2 separate regions of the Homo sapiens genome follow, and region 1 is linked to region 2. Evidence: chromatin contacts called from ENCODE Hi-C or POLR2A ChIA-PET data. All regions are on one chromosome and are shown on one strand. Each heading gives the region's core, a stretch centred on a gene start or an enhancer-like site at or near the end of the contact. The rest is flanking DNA. Distances are from core to core; before and after follow the strand shown.

Evidence for each region. Hi-C counts contacts between places; a loop is a spot of excess contacts on that map. ChIA-PET counts read pairs that join two places held with the same protein, here RNA polymerase II (POLR2A). Pooled maps may share reads with other maps.
Region 1: a loop to region 2 is called in a pooled map, with 2.1 times the contacts of the local background. The contact joins two enhancer-like sites. A Hi-C loop is called at or near these places in 2 of 168 maps with a recorded cell type or tissue (PC-3 and prostate gland) and 11 of 50 pooled maps. POLR2A ChIA-PET finds 5 or more read pairs at or near these places in 3 of 52 experiments (AG04450, activated CD4-positive, alpha-beta T cell and naive thymus-derived CD8-positive, alpha-beta T cell).

The regions. Positions count from the first base shown.
Region 1 is chr13:30,394,152-30,396,851 of GRCh38, reverse strand. No RefSeq gene overlaps it. Among named protein-coding and RNA genes, the nearest start is that of LINC00426, 22 kb to the right of the region's middle. Within about 2 kb of position 1,256, at least 40 of the 41 ENCODE cell types and tissues checked have a DNase peak (open chromatin) inside an H3K27ac peak, as active enhancers do.
Region 2 is chr13:30,256,234-30,258,933 of GRCh38, reverse strand. All of the region lies in intron 3 of KATNAL1 (katanin catalytic subunit A1 like 1), which reads left to right. Among named protein-coding and RNA genes, the nearest start is that of KATNAL1, 50 kb to the left of the region's middle. RefSeq lists an enhancer at 910-1,410. Within about 2 kb of position 1,436, at least 2 of the 41 ENCODE cell types and tissues checked have a DNase peak (open chromatin) inside an H3K27ac peak, as active enhancers do.

The DNA.
Region 1 (2,700 bases), core at 7-2,506, 140 kb before region 2:
GTGACATGAGTTTGCCGGTGTAACAAACCTGCACATGTACCCCTGAACCTAAAATAAAAGTTAAAAAAAAAAAAAAAAGAAAGAAAGAAAAGTGCCCTTTGCGGTTCCACACAGAGGCGCCAGCCTTGGGCTGAGAGAACTCACTGGTTTGATGGTTATTGGATCGCTCATTAGAGATAACCAAAGCTATTGTTCCTCCCTGATCTTGCCTCTGTAGTTGAGTCATCACCCTTAGAGGCAGAAGAAAGCAAATTATAGCAGGGCTTCTTCAGCATTGGGGTGGGGAAAGTATTAAAACATGCATGGTAAAGATGTCACCTTCTTGGTCGTGGAAAAGCCCTCCTGGGGTAAATCTGCATATATTTGCATATATATATGCACGCATACATCCTAACCTGAAGGGAACATCCAGCTCTTCTCACCTACAAAAAGATGAATCCTTCTGATGTCTCTTTTACAGGGTATGTGGACAATAAAAATTTAACTATTAATGTTGTAGAAATCTAAGGGAAAAAAATCGCAAAATGAACGTGCCATTTAAATTTTAAATTTAAAAACGTCATTTTTAGTGTAAATTCTTTATAGGTAGATAAGAGCATATCTTGAAGACTTTTTAGGAAGGGAGAAGGGGAAATAGTAAAAGGTAACGTCAATCCTAAATCTTTATTTGAAAAGGAGACTGGATCTGTTTTTTTCTCTAACATCAATCCTAAATCTTTATTTGAAAAGGAGACTGGATCTGTTTTTTTCTCTAACATCAATCCTAAATCTTTATTTGAAAAGGAGACTGGATCTGTTTTTTTCTCTAACATCAATCCTAAATCTTTATTTGAAAAGGAGACTGGATGTTTTTTTCTCTAACGTCAATCCTAAATCTTTATTTGAAAAGGAGACTGGATTTGTTTTTTTTTCTCTAATTGTGTGCTGGGCAGTAGTTCTACCTTACTGTACCAAGGGGACTAACAGGGTTTGGAGAAACTAGGCTTCATCTTTTTCCAGGATCATCAGACACTTTCCAGGGGGAAAATGGACTTTCACTTTGGAAAATATAAAATCGTGTTTGTTTTACCTTACGAAACAACTGGAGCCTCTGGAAGACGAGGCTGTACGGTGCGTTGTGTAACCCGCCTGGGGAATCACGTTGCACAGACAAGTCCCACAGGCTTTTACTGCAATAATAAGCTTGATCTTCTTATTCAAATACAAGTAACAACCACAGCCGGCTCCAAGTCACGTGTCCAGGTCACATGGCACACAGACGCAGAAGCCGACTGGCAATCATTAGCCAATGCTTACTACCAGGAAGAAAATCCTGGCATTAAAGACACGAACTCAGTTTTTATAAAACAACCAGGACTGCAAGAGAAGGCATTTGATGTGGGGGTAGGGTGTCATTCTTGTTAAGTGCTTTCCAAGGAAAGGAAAAGAGCCAACACACACTCCCTCCTTTCGCTCTTCTCCCAGAACTTTCCAAACTTGCCCAGCGTAGCCGCCTTTTCCAAACCTGGAGGAGTGCTGGGCTGCAGCATCCGCAGCTCAGGTCTGGGAGCGAGAGGGAGGGGCGGGCTGACTTGGCTCTGGGTCCTAGCCCTTGGGAAATGGAGGGCTGAATTCAGAGCTGAATTTAGTAGAAAGCCAAGTTTTCTCTTCCTTATGAAATTAATGCTTCTGGGTCGATGGAGTTTGGGGAGGGGCGAGGGGTGAGAAGAAGCACTGTGAGCTATGGGGTCCGTCTGGACTTTTTGTTAACATGAAAAACAACATCCAGAATGTGGCTTCTTTAAGTTTTTCTGTGGTAAGAACAGAAACTGCAAGGACTCTGCCTACCTGAATGTTTCCTTGTTCAGCCGTTTGAATTTAGAAAGAAGTTCTTTCACTTTCTCTAACTTGTATAGTGTTACTTTGTGCTTCCAAAAACTGCAGTGATCGAACTGAGTTTGTTTAATTTAGTGTGGAAGTGACAATAGTGGGTGTGAATGAAGAGTTTAGAATCTGCTGGAGGGAAGGGGTAAAGTACAGATAAAAGGCTTTAACGGAAAATTGACAGCCTTTTTTTTTTTTTTTTAACAATCTAGGCGTGTTTTATTTCACAATGCACAGAAAGTGCTTTACCCAAACACTGCAGAACAGACGCAGCCTTAAAAGAAAATCTATTGGTATAGTCAGGATTCTCAATCCTATTTCATTTCGCTCTTTTCAGAAAGAACAACCATACAAAGAATTTCACTGTGTCACTGAAATATAATTATTTCACAAAATTTAGTTAGGAAGTTTGGTTTTCTCCCTCTTCATCTTTTTCTCCATCCTACCCTCTTCAAAAAGCTAAAATACGCCTGTAATCTCAGCACTTTAGGAGGCTGAGATCAGGAGTTCGAGACCAGCCTGGCCAACATGGTGAAGCCCCATCTCTACTAAAAATACAAAAAAAATTATCTGGGCATGGTGGTGTGTGCCTGTAATCCTAGCTACTCGGGAGGCTGAGGCAAGATAATTGCTCAAACCCGGGTGGCAGAGGTTGCAGTGAGCTGAGATTGCGCCACTGCACTCTAGCCTGGGTGACAGAGTGGGACCCCGTCTCAAAAAAAAAAAAAAAAAGCTAAAATAAGAGCATGTGAGCCAAAGGGGTGAATCTAGGTTTCGTAGGTCCTGAAGCTTATGTAATTTGGAAGGAAGAGAATATAAATTCAAACATACAAAATT
Region 2 (2,700 bases), core at 187-2,686:
CAAATAATTAAAAAATTCTAAAGTCCTTTTTAGAACCAGAAGTTATCCTTAATGATTAAATTCTGGAAAGTTACTTGGTTTGTGAAGACACCACTGAAATTTAGTAGAAAAAGGTGGGTCCTATCAGTAAATGCTTCTGGGGTAATTGATTATCCATTTGGGTGAAAAAAAATCGAGATACTCTTCTTCCCCACCTCACGTCGTACAAAAATTAATATAAAATAACCAATACCTAAAATATTAAAAGTAATAAAGTAAAACTTCTAGAAGAAAACATGGGAGGGATATCATCATGATCTTGCGGTAGGCAAAGATTTATTAAACTGGCCACTAAAGCATTAAATATAAAATATTGATAAATTGGACTTACAGAATCATGACCTCTTTATCAAGAAAGATACCATTAAGAGAGGTAAAATACCTTTATAACAGACTTGCACCTGTACATGTACCCCTGAATCTAAAATAAAAGTTGAAAATAAAATGCAAAAATAAAGAAAAGAGCAAATCACACACTGGGAGAAGATATTTGCAAAGCATATATGTGACATAGGACTCGTATCTAGACTATATAAAGCAGTACCAATAACATTTACAAATAATATTGATATTTAATATAGCTTTGAAAGAGGAAGTATTGGATTTCGAAGGAGATGAGGCTTATTTGCATGTGATAGAATAAGGCATATTTCTTATTCCTATAGGGAAATCTCAAATAGGAGAATTGAACACAGCACAGATATTTTTGTCTTTCACCTGCAGATCTAACCAGTTATTCTCTAAATTTGAAGTGCCGTAAGCTAGTACTGTGTCAGTCTGTTTGACCATTAGAGCAGAGGTCAAGGATGCTATGTAATCCTACTAAAGTCTATTTTTACAGAGAGACTAGTAAAAGAAGCCTTGAGACCTTTATTGTTTACACAGCCTGGAAGCTGTCACTGAGTCCTTAAATTGAAGCATGACATTGTGCAGTGATGTGCTAGTGGACAAAGAAGTACAGAACAGAATCAAGGATGTCCTTTGGGAAGTCCACAGAGTCTGTTACAAATGTAATATCCAATTGCAGTGAGATGGAACTGAAGACTTACAAAGCAGAGGCACACTTCCTATGAGACAGGGGCCTTGCCACAAACGACACGTCTGGCTTCTTGAGCAGTTTCACTCAGACTATTTAGGAGCCCATCAGAATATTCAGTGGCAGAACAAGGTCAGTAATGGCAAACACTCAGAATGCAGCCTGTGTAAGAGCTTTGAACCAATTCTTCCACAATACAGCTTTACTGAGCGGGATTTGTGTGGAGAATGGACTACAGCAGGACTCCTAGGCGGCCATTGAATCGCAAGCTGAGGTGGGGAAAGCGCAAGCTGAGGAGGCAGAAGGAATGTTGTCTGAGACCTGCTGCAGTGCACCCTGAGCAGTGAGGTCACAGCAAGCCCAGCCATGGGCAAGCAGCCTGGCATCCAGCTGGGAGGGATGGGATTGCTGTTGGTGAGCAGAGGCTCTGGCTAGCTCTTGAGTCTAAAAAGCAGGACCACAAAGAAAACAGACTATTTAAATAGCAGGTGAAGCCGCTTACAAAAGAGCAAACTTGATGCAAATTCTGTGTGGAAAAGATTGTTGGTCTCATTTTATTGTCTTTGGCCATACCCATAAATCTGACTCAGGAAAGACATTTATATGTACACAAGTGTATACAAATAAAAGTAAAGTTTTACTCTATTACTTTCCACCCCTTCATCCAAAAAAAAAAAATTAGGTCAAAAAACAGTGGTCACATTGAAATACTAGAAATAGAGCAATTTAACAATTACAATTTTTTATTCTTTACCAGACTCGTCACATTTTTATTTTATAGGTAGAATGCTTAAAAGACTACTAATGTCCTAAAGATGATAATGTAATAATACTTTAAATTTTAAAATGCCTCATAGCCATTACTATGCACTATTTTGTAGTTGCTTTCCTGAGGATTTCTTTCACAAGATTGCTTGTCTTTGTCTCCTCCTAGGGTCAGTGTGGTAGAGGCCATATACCACCTAATGGGTGCCTCAGTAAATACTTGTTTAACTGGACTGAACTCCAAGGATTAAGATGTCAGTGTATGTTTACCTCATAGATAGACATACGGTTTTTGCCGGCCTTCTAGAAATTTCACGATGTAGTCTAATTCCAACATCTAAATATGCTGTATCAGACTCACAACATGTTAACACATTTTTTTTTCTTTTTTTTTCTTTTTCTTACTGTTTTGGCCCTTAGTTTGCAACCTTCATGGCTTTTTATCCATTTTCCTATCTTTGAATTATGCATATGTGTCACCTTTTCTGATATGAGGAACGGAACTCCATGATGAGTTAGGTGAATTATAAGTGTGAGGCTGGAAAGGGGATAATAATAGATATGGCATGTGGTTAAAAATGGAATACACATATGGGATCTAGAGGGCTACAGATACATACATAGCTATAGAAAGAGAAAAGGTAGGAAAACAGAGGTAGAGACATTTCAAGAGAGAACTAAGATTAGACACGAAGTGATAGAGTCCCTTTCCCAAGAATCAAAAAGAGACAAAAACTGTGCTGAGAAGCCTCAAAACTTTAATGTTTGCAGGAGACAAGTTCCACAGTAGATGAAACAAAATATGTTATTTTGCATGCATACTTATATGTATTTATCAAAATTTTTAATCACATTTGGAG